2 separate regions of the Homo sapiens genome follow, and region 1 is linked to region 2. A link is a loop called in an ENCODE intact Hi-C map of the cell type or tissue named here. Cell type or tissue: dorsolateral prefrontal cortex. All regions are shown on one strand. Each heading gives the region's core, and the rest is flanking DNA. Links, peaks and the distances in the headings are about the cores only. Region 1 overlaps RILPL1 (Rab interacting lysosomal protein like 1). Region 2 overlaps KMT5A (lysine methyltransferase 5A).

The links. Peaks named below come from ENCODE experiments on the same cell type or tissue, not always from the same donor. Only the 100,000 strongest peaks of a DNase experiment are listed, where the experiment ranks them.
Region 1: a loop joins it to region 2, with 3.0 times the contacts of the local background. A loop is called at or near these places in 10 of 110 quality-filtered maps.

Annotation. Positions count from the first base shown.
Region 1 is chr12:123,476,448-123,481,817 of GRCh38, reverse strand. The region is part of intron 6 of RILPL1 (Rab interacting lysosomal protein like 1); the gene reads left to right. Among named protein-coding and RNA genes, the nearest start is that of SNRNP35, 21 kb to the right of the region's middle. In dorsolateral prefrontal cortex, for the core only: no CTCF peak of the experiment used is centred there; DNase peaks (open chromatin) are centred at 815, 2,187, 2,927 and 3,456; H3K4me3 peaks cover 2,769 bases; H3K27ac peaks cover 5,000 bases.
Region 2 is chr12:123,389,488-123,394,857 of GRCh38, reverse strand. KMT5A (lysine methyltransferase 5A) reads right to left here. Exons shown (of 8, transcript NM_020382.7): 2 at 5,304-5,370; 3 at 4,072-4,228. Among named protein-coding and RNA genes, the nearest start is that of KMT5A, 8.0 kb to the right of the region's middle. RefSeq lists a silencer at 5,195-5,304. In dorsolateral prefrontal cortex, for the core only: no CTCF peak of the experiment used is centred there; a DNase peak (open chromatin) is centred at 3,052; H3K4me3 peaks cover 3,369 bases; H3K27ac peaks cover 4,642 bases.

The DNA of each region.
Region 1 (5,370 bases), core at 296-5,295, 87 kb before region 2:
TGGGAGGCCGAGGCGAGTGGATCAGCTGAGGTCGGGAGTTTGAGACCAGCCTGACCAATACGGAGAAACCCCATCTCCACTAAAAATACAAAAATCAGCCGGGCGTGGTGGCACACACCTGTAATCCCAGCTACTTGGGAGGCTGAGGCAGGAGAATCGCTTGAACCTGGGAGACAGAGGTTGCAGTGAGCCAAGATCGTGCCATTGCACTCCAGTTTGGGCAACAAGAGTGAAACTCCGCCTCAAAAAAAAAAAAAAGAAAACAAATTTGGCTAAGGAACTAAAAGTTCCAACTTGCCACAGCGTGGGGCTCAGCTGGATCCAGGCCTTGTTTCCTCCACCCCTGGCTTGGTTTTCCTCTGTGGGCTCCATTCTTGGGTGTCCAGTCCAGCCTGAGGATGGCAGCATGGCAGCCCTTGGCTCAGGTTTCATTTTCTTTCTTTCTTTTTTTTTTTTTTTGAGAGGGAGTCTCACTCCATTGCCGAGGCTGGAGTGCAGTGGCACAATCTCAGCTCACTGCAGCCTCCACCTCCCGGGTTCAAGCAGTTCTCTCCTGTCTCAGCCTCCCGAGTAGCTGGGATTAGAGGCATCTGCCTCTACGCCCGGCTAAGTTTTGTAATTTTAGTAGAGACGGAGTTTCACCATGTTGGCCAGGCTGGTCTCTAACTCCTGACTTCAGGTGATCCACCCGCCTCGGCCTCCCAAAGTGCTGGGATTACAGGCGTGAGCCACCGCGCCCGGCCAGGTTTCATTTTCTTCTGTCTGAAACTCCAGTGCAGAGTCTCTGTTCCCAAGATTTCCATCAGTCACAGAAATGAGTCCCATTGGCTCCAGCTGGGTCACATGACTATCCCTAACCCAATCACAGGACAGCACATTGATCGTCCGGGTCTGTGACTCCTCACCCTTGACGCTCAGAGCACTTTTACCTCCATCCAGTTCAAGTGGCCTGAAAGTAGGGGAAGGGATGGGTCCCCAAGCAATATCAGAGTGCTAGATAGACAGAAATACGGGGTGCCCACGGTAGCCTCACGTTGGGAGGAGGAAGCCCTTCAGTCTTGATTCTCTGCAGTACTTAGTGCCCAGGAAGGGTTTCTCATGCAGTGCTTGGTAGGAAATGGGACTGGCTTTGCTTAAACTCCAACTCACTCGCCAGCCCCACTCCTATGTGAGGATGAGCAGAATCTATCTTGTATGCTTTGATAGCTACAGCTTTGAGTTTCAGGCCTGGAGAAACTGCAAGAAGCTTCATGAGCCCAGATAGTCTCTGCATGGGCTGAGGGAGGGGGAGATCAAGAGACTTGTGTTCTGCATCCTTCAGCCATTTGTTCCCAGGTCGTTAAGAATTAGCCTTTCAGGCCGGGCACGGTGGCTCAACCTGTAATCCCAGCACTTTGGGAGGCTGAGGCAGGTGGATCACAAGGTCAGGAGTTCGAGACCAGTGTGGCCTACATGGTGAAACCCCCATCTCTACTAAAAATACAAAAAAATTAGCCAGGTGTGGTGGTGGGCACCTGTAATCCCAGCTACTCAGGAGACTGAGGCAGGAAAATTGCTTGAACTCCAGAGGCGGAGGTTGCAGTGAGCCGAGATCACACCACTGCATTCGAGCCTGGACAACAGAGCGATACCCCATTTAAAAAAAAAAAAAAAAAAAAAGAATCAGCCTTTCTAGCACCTTCACTTTCACTTCCAATGTACTGCATTCAGAGCCTCCAGCACCCACGGTCATATGTAATTCTAAAAATTCCTTCCAGAGCCGAGTTTTTCTAACTGTAATTTTCTACTCTGGGCCCCTTTCTCTAAACAGACAATTAAGTTGGCTTTGCAAATTTCGTATTGGGTGAAATCCAGAGGAAAGTTATCAGAATTAGCCAACGAATCTTTCCACTAGTTCTTCTGCCCACACCTGAATAGGCTGTGGTGTCTGTCCTTCTTTTCCAGATTGTTCCAGAAAGGACGCTGGGGCCCTGTTTTCAGAGCTCTTCCCCACTTAGGTTGGCTTCTGGTTGCTCAGGAAAGTGTGGGGCTCTGAGCCGGGCAGGGACAGACTCAGAGAAAGACGAGAGAGCGAGACCAGAACCTCCCAGCCACAGGGTGCGGGTGACCAGTCCCGTGGCAGCCCCACTTGCTGGGGGATAACTGGGAGAGCAAACTGGCACAAAGGGCTTTTGACCAGTGCAGGCAGGACACTGGTCGCCTTTGTCCACCTCTACTGCTGGTTGGAAGCTGTACCAGAGCAGCCTGTGAGCCCAGAGGCTGGGAGGGGCCTGGGCAGGGACAGATCTTCCCTGGGCTGGCGCAGGGAATGACAGTTTCTGAGGCGGTTCTGAGCGTCCTTCCATCCTTCATTCCTCCTGCACCTACCTGGTCTGCTGGGTCTCTTCCGTCCTTCCTCCAGGGAGTATTAGCCATGCGGTCTGCTCAGGGCGGCTCTTCAGCTCTGCTTCCCACTGTTAACTGGTTTTTCCCACCCCTCCTCCTGCAGCAATTCACAGTCGCCAAGGAGTGTTCAGGGGCTTCGGCAGCTTAGAGTACTTGAACTAAAGTATCTTCCATCCTGTCAGGGACCCAGAGCTGGGATAATTATCCCCATTTCTCAGATGAGGGAACTGAGGCCCAGAGAAGCCCACTGACATTTAGATCAAACTGCTGGGAAGGCTGTCTTCAGATTTGAACCCATTCCTTTTCTGCTCCCACCCCCGCCACCATTTTCCCGCTCCCCTCCCCGAGTCTCTGGTGGTGGCCCCTTGTCTGCACAGTGCATCATGAGTCACAGGCGTCAGACTTCACATTTCTAGACTGAACCGGACAAGGGAACTGTTTTGCTGCCAGTCAAAACAGTGTGCCCGGAAGATGTTCCAAGAATAGTTTGTGATTGAGCAGCTGCTGTCCAGAGAGGCCAGGCTGGCACTGCCCAGGAAGGTCACGAGGGAGTGCTGGAGTGACTTCAGCCTCGTCCCCAGTGAACACCAGGCACCAGTGCCCCCTTTTGCGTGGTCCCTGTCTCTCAGTCATGGTCCCATGGACGCACACACAGTTGCCTTTTGCAGGGCGGGGGCTAGGGGCTGATCAGGAGATAAGAAGACAGGTGGGTATAGAGGGGGGACCGGGGAAGCAGGGGATGAGAACTGGCCTCGAGGACTGGAAAGGTTGGCTTTGGAGTGGGTGGCCACCCAGGTGTCCAGGGGTAGCAATGACAGTGCATTCTATCCCTGTCCTCCCACCCACCACCCCCCTCGCTCCAGCCCAGGAATAGCTTCTTCACAGCCGCCCATTACACTGCCTGAAATGCCACTGGTAGAACTTCATTTGGTTTGAGTCTTCCAGAAATATTTGGCGGGGAGCGGGGAGTTAAAACCAGCTACAGGATATTCAAGACAAACTTCGGGCCAAAACAAGTCAATCTTTTTATGGAAATAGCTGTACCTCTAGAGGAGATGGCTTCCGCAGGGCAGCCCCTGGAATAGTAAGGGAAGGGGCCATCCGCTCAGTGAGCACAGCAAGACACAGACAGGGCCAGGCGCGGTGGTTCATGCCTGTAATCCCAACACTTTGGGAGGCCGAGGTGGGGGGATCGCTTGAGGCCAGGAGTTTGAGATGAGCCTGGGCAACATAGCAAGACCCTATCTCGAGGAAAAAAATTTTTTTTAATTGGCCGGGCATGGTGGCACATGCTTGTAGTCCCAGCTACTAGGGAAGCTGAGGCAGGAAGATCACTTGAGCCCAGGAGGTCGCGGCTGCAGTGGGCCCAGATTGCACCACTGCACTCCAGCTGAGCAGCAAAGCGAGACCTGTCTCTGAAAAAAAAAAAAAAAAAAAAAAAAAAAGACATACAGATGGAGTAACTCAGTCAGAACACTCCAGGTGTCCCAGGCCCCCGAGCATTGGTCACCCCCTGAAAAGGCCCTAAATGAAGTCCAGCATTCCCAGTGGCAAACATCTCTTGAGGCAAAATGTCCCCCGTGTTTGAGGCCACTTCCCACACAATGACTGTATCTTTGTGGGCACCCTCTTTGGGTGTCCTGGCAAAGGTGGGTACAAAATGGTGTTGCTTGGAGCCCCTGGAAAGCTAACTGTGTCCGGTAGTCTGGCCTCTGGGGCCCATTCACTTAGCAGAAGGCATCTCATCTTCTCCATGTCATTGTGAGAAACCATCCAGGAGGTTCTGCAAAGACACCAACTCCTGGCCAGGCGTGGTGGTTCACTCCAGCACTTTGGGAGGCCAAGGCGGGTGGATCACTTGATGCCAGGAGTTCAAGACCAACCTGGCCAACACAGGGAAACCCCGTCTCTACTAAAAATACAAAAATTAGCCCAGCAGGGTGGTGCACGCCTGTAGTCCCAGCTACTGGGGAGGCTGAGGCAGGAGAATCACTTGAACCCAGGAGGTGGAGGTTGCAGTGAGCAGAGATTGTGCCACTACACTGCAGCCTGGGTGGCAAAGCGAGACTGTCTCAAAAAAAAAAAAAAAAAAAAAGAAAGAAAGAAAGAAAAGATACCAACTCCTAACTCCTAGCTACTCTGTGAAGCACATCAAAGGTAATCCAAACACCTGGAACATCGCCAAACCTCATTTGAGACAATTATTTTATCTTTATCCAACCAACTTTTTAAAAAAATTATAGCTTTTCAAAATAAGCTCTAGTGGCATGGTTGGAGTTTCATCTTCATTTCCTCTGCCCAGCTGAGAAACAGATGAGCATTTACTTACCGTGGGCTTAGACCAGAATATCTGATGATTCTGCAGCCTCTGCCTCAGCCCTCGTCCTGCCTGGCCCCTCTGCTTCAGTCTCTCCTGGTTCTCGCCTGGCGCTTAGGGTCATGGCGCCTGCAGCTCATCGCAGTTGGGGAGGACACTGAAAGGCCCCCTTGCCAGGGCATCACCACCACCTCCCACAGCGTATTTTGCCTTCTTCGTTCCCCACACACAGCCCTACATTTTAGCCCTGGGGAGCCACTCTGTCATCCCTCGTTGGCTGTCATATACTGCATCAGTTTCTAGAACTGCTGTAACAAAATACTGCAGACTCAGGGGCTTCAATAACAGTCAGGTATTGTCTCCCACTTCCGGAGGCCAGAAGGCCACGATAAAGGCGTCAGCAGGGTCAGCTCCTTCTTCGGACTGTAAGGGAGAATCTGCCCCACACCTCTCTCCATTTCTGGTGGCTGCTGGGGGTCTTTGGCAGTCCTTGGCCTGCAGAAGCCTCACCTCAGTATCCACTTCCACCTTCCTCACATGCCATCTCTGTCCAGATGTCCCCCTTTTATAAGGATACCAGTCATATTGGATTAGAACCCACCCTACTCCAGCATAACCTCATCTTAACTAGTTACATTTGTAAGGACCCTATTTCTTTTTTTCTTTTT
Region 2 (5,370 bases), core at 305-5,304:
TTTTTTGACCAAGACACTGGGCAGAGGTTTTAGGCTTTTGCATCTTGACGTGGGAGATAGAGAGCCTGTGAGGGAGAGGCACCAGAGACGGAGACGCTGGCAGGGTGCTTGATCAATAGCTTTCAGGAATCAGGTTGCAGACTCAGATCAAAAGCTCCATTCCTGAAGGCTGGGACAGCATTAGGGGACAGGAGTAAGGTGACAAAGCAGAAACTCTTCCCCAAGAGCTGCCTGGCACCCTTCATTTCAGACTCCGAAGAAAAAGAAGGTCCCCTTCTAGTGGGGTTGAAGCCCCAGGTTCACAGCAGTTCTCAGCATGGTGCCCCAGCAGACTGGCCTGGGTATCGGGAGACACACTGCAATGATCTGTCACTTAAAACACTTGTGGAGTGACAGTGTTGGAAAACTGCTTACCTTTTTAAAAAATGTTTTACTTTTAAATAACTAAGTAAATAGGCTGGACACAGTGGCTCCTGCCTGTAATCCCAGCACTTTGGGAAGCCGAGGCTGGCGGATCACCTGAGGTCGGGAGTTCAAGACCAGCCTGGCCAACATGGTAAACCCCATCTCTACTAAAAATACAAAAATTAGCCAAGTGTACTGGCGGACACTTGTAATCCCAGCTACTCAGGAGGCTGAGGCAGGAGAACTGCTTGAACCTGGGAGGCGGAGGTTGCAGTGAGCTAAGATCATGCCATTGCACTCCAACCTGGGCGAAAGAGTGAGACTCTGTCTCAAAAAAAAAAAAAAAAAGAAAAAAAAATTAAGTAAATAGTACGCTGCTCACAGATATAAAATGGTGCAGCCACTTTAGAAACAGTTTGACATTTTCCCAAAAAGTTAAACACAGAGTTACCATATGACCCAGCAATTTCACTCCTAGGCATCTATTCCAGAGAATTAAAAACATATGTCCCCAAAAAAATCTATGCAGGAACGTAACAGTTTATTTGTAATAGCCAAAAAGTGGAAACAACCCAAATGTCCATCAACAGATGAATAAACAAAATGTGGCCTATCCACAAAAGGGAGTATTATCCAGCCATAAAAAGGAATGAAGGGCTGGGCAGGGTGGCTCCCCTGAGGTCAAGAGTTCGAGACCAGCCTGGCCAAGATGGTAAAACCCCATCTCTACTAAAAATATAAAAACATTAGCCAGGCGTGGTGGTGTGCGCCTATAATCCCAGCTATTTGGGAGGCTGAGGCAGGAGAATAGCTTGAACCTGGGAGGCAGAGGTTGCAGTGAGCCAAGATTGCACCATTGTACTCCAGCCTGGGTGAGAGAGAGAGACTCCTTCTCAAAAATAAAAAAAAGGAATGAAGCACTGATACTTATTACACCGCGGATGAACCTTGAAGACATGATGCTCAGTGAAAGAAGCCAGACACAAAAGGCTATGTATTTTGTGATTCCATCCATATGAAATGTCCAAAACAGGCAAATCCACAGAGACAGAAAGTACTTTAATGGTTACCTTGGACTAGAGGGATGGGGAATCGAAGGTGACGCCTAATGGGTACCTTTCTGGGGTGATGGAAACGTTCTGGAATTAGACTGTGGTAATGGTTGCGCAACCCTGTGAATATACTAAAAACCACCGACTCATACGCTTTAACATGAACGTTATGATATATTAACTATATCTAGATAAACAAAACAGAAAAATAAATAAATACATTAGGCCGGGCACAGTGACTTCACCTGTAATCCCAGCACTTTGGGAGGCCAAGGCGGGTGGGCCACCTGAGGTCAGGAGTTCAAGACCAGCCTGGCCAACATGGTGAAACCCCATCTCTACTGAAAATACAAAAAATTAGCCGAGCGTGGTGGCGGGCACCTGTAATCTCAGCTACTTGGGAGGTTGAGGCAGGATAATTGCTTGAACCCGGGAGATGGAGGTTGCAGTGAGCCGAGATTGCACCACTGCACTCCAGACTGCAAGACAGAGCGAGACTGTGTCTCAAAAAAAACAAACAAAAACCATTAAAACCATCCAGATCTTTCTTCCTCCTCTACACACCTTCCTGGGTGAAATCAGAGAGAATTAAAGCCAGGACATCAGGCCCAGGAGTGTGTGGTGCCCGTGAACATTATCTATCACTCAGTCTGTATCACAGCAGAATCACGGACCACAGCCTGGACCTTGGGGTCTCCAAAGTCCAGCTGACCTAAATTCTTTTTATTTTTATATTAGAGATGGGGTTTCTCTCTGTTCCCCAGGTTGGAGTGCAGTGGCATGATCATAGCTCACTGCAGCTTTAAACTCCTGGGTGCTAGGGATCCTCCTGCCTTAGCCTCCCAAGCAGCTGGGACTACAGATGCATGCCACCATGCCAGGCTAATTTTTTTTGTTTTCATTGTTGTAGAGATGAGGCCTCACTATGTTGCCCAGGCTGGTCTCAAACTCCTGGGCTCAAGCAATCCTCCTGCCTTGGCCTACCAAAGTGCTGGAATTACAAACCCGAGCCACCATGCCCGGACTCTGACCCAAAATTCTAATCATGGCCATTTAGTAAAACCATGAGCCAAATATACTAGCTTGTATACCAGGCCACCATTTGGTACAATGTATAGACTGCCCTATTTTAAAGGACTAGAGTCCGGGCAACTACCATTTATAGACAGCGCCTCTCCCCAACCCTATGGGCAGGAATTCTAAGTGCCACAGGTCCAGGGATGAGCTGGCAGTCCAGGGGTGAAGAGCTGGCACATGGAGTCCACCACAAAGCCCTTTGGCATCCACGCTGCAACCACCCTTCAAAACAGTCCTGTGTGTGTGAGGTCAGACTCCTCTCTCCCCATTTACAGATGAGAGAACAGAGGCTCAGAAGAGAGCAGCAACCTATCTAAGCCTCCTTCTTTCAGGTGGCAAACTTAAGATTGGAACCCAAGTCATCTGAAGATCAAATAAAACAATATTGCCCTGTGTACCAGGGGAGATCAAGCACAGGGTGGGCTCCTGTCCCCAGTTCAGGGCTTGCCCAGCCCTGGTTCTCAGATCCGGCCCCAGAGGTCATGCCAAATCGTCATTTATGACACTTTCTGTTAGCGAACACAAGGCTTCCTTGTATGGAGCTGCTGGCAGCCAGAGGCTCTGCTTCTTTCAGACAAGTTTTAATTAGAAGAGAGCATGGTGAATTGGGGAAAGCTGACACTCCCCACTGCAGCTTTGAAAGGGAATATTTGGATTAGAGCAAGATGTCTAAGAGGTTTCAGTTTGTTTTGCAAGACCAGACCGTTTTCATTAACCCTGTATTTTCGGGTTTAACATTTTAACTCCAAATCTCATTGCATAGGATGCTGCTTCAGAAACTAACACCAAATGCTTGATTGGCAGGAAACTTTAGAAATGGGGTCAAGGCAGCTAGGCGCGGTGGCTCATGCCTGTAATCCCATCATTTTGGGAGGCCAAGGCAGGTGGATCACCTGAGGTCAGGAGTTTGAGACCAGTCTAGCCAACACGGTGAAATCCCGTCTCTACCAAAAATACAAAAATTAGCTGGGCGTGGTGGCGGCCGCTTGTAATCCCAGCTACTCAGGAGGCTGCAGCAGAAGAATCGCTTGAGCCCAGGAGGCGGAGGTTGCAGTGAGCTGAGATCGTGCCATTGCACTTCAGCCTGAGGGACGAGAGCGGAAATCCGTCTCAAAAAAAGAAAAAGAAATGGGGTCAAGGCCAGCTCATAAAAGGGAAGGAAGTCAGTTCCCTACATGAACACATTAGTTAGGTCTGCAATTGCCTGGTCTGTACAACCTGAATTCATGACTTCTGCACTTTCAGCACTTGTGAGCCTCTCTAATTGTGGGTCAGGTATGTTATTTTTGCAACTAAGCAAGACAATCAAGCTTGAAGGATATGCTAACTCTTGTGAAAGCAGGGAAAACCTGTCAAACCAACAGGGCACACACCCTGGGACAAGCCATTCTTTCAGCAGCAAGACAGAACATGGCTCAAACCTCTCGAATCTGAGACTGAAAAGGTTGGATAAATACATATGTGCATTCTTGCAGAGGACAGAGGCTTCTGCAACCCGACCAGCTGGGATCAGAACGAGGCCATTTCAAAAGCTTACCTTCTCGTTTCCTGTAGATTCCGGCTAATGGTTTCCCCTGGCATTTGACTTCGTGATGTGTAACTGAGTTCTCTTCCTGAAGGGGGAAACGCATTCCAGAGCATTTGTTCGGGCTCATGTAGGAATAGATCTTTGACTGCCCGGTAAATACGTTCTCCTAAAAAGACAAAAGCATATTCTGAAAGAGGCTTGAAGAAGAAGATCCTAGAGCATTCACGAGGAGGAGGAATACAAAAGATGAAAATCAGACAACACCGTTTTTCAAAAACTGGGCTACCAGGGGATGCCAGCCCCCATTGTCTCAGGAGAGCACTGGCAGGTTTAGAATCCCAGGTCCAGTGAAACGTTTCCTAAACGCGCTGGTCTCTAAATCACTAAGGGGACAGCTGGCCAGCAGGAGAGTCGGCTGCAACCCAAGGTCTATATAGGAAGAAGACAGCCTACCCGCAACAGGGAGGTCAAAAGGACCTGGGCATGTGAAGAGCTAGGCTATCTTTAGGAGTTCACTGCCCTGGCAGGAGCCGCAGGGACTCAGCACAGAAACACGCCCCGGGGAACCTGATTAACCACTTGGTGCTGAGGGCGGCTGGAGGGCCTGTCAGCACAGCCAGAGCCCCATGAGCGCCGGAGCCTGACCCCTCTCAAATCACTGCAGCCCCGCAGCCTCCAGGGCTGCGACGGGAGGACTTCTCTCAGGGTGACTGGGGAATCTGGGAAGAGCAGGAGCCACAGCCAGCGCATTCGGGGCGGCCACTTTGTCGCAAGCCGCACCTGGGCGTCAGTAAGAGAGTGGACGGGGCGGTGGGGCGGTTCAGGTCACTGCGGGCGCCTCTGGGCGTGGGGCCCCTCCTCTGAGTAAGTACAGACGGAGGAGGGCGTCCCCAGAAGCAACGCCGGGCCCTCGCCGCCTCGGGGACCATTCAACACCGAGGCGGTGAGACCCGTGACCTCTCCGAGGGGCCCGCGCAGGCCCCGCACAGCCTGGGACCGCGGCCACCTCCGGGGAAGTAGGGTCTTGGGCTGCGGAGACGCCACGAAGGCGCAGTCAAACTTTTCCGAGGTCAAACACCGCCAGGCTCATGGCGGAGCCGTGTGGGCGCCACTCCCAGCCAGGCGGCAGCAAAGGAAGCGGCCCGGCCGGGCGCCCCGGGCGGGTACCCGGGGTCGCCCATGTGCTCGCGGCCCCGGCCCGGCGGGCGCGCCGCAGGGGTGCGGGGAGGGTGCCTGCTTACCCCGTCGGTGCGGGGCCTCCCCGGGCCCCTCCGCTCCACCATCTCCGGGCCCGGGGCCGTCGCTGCC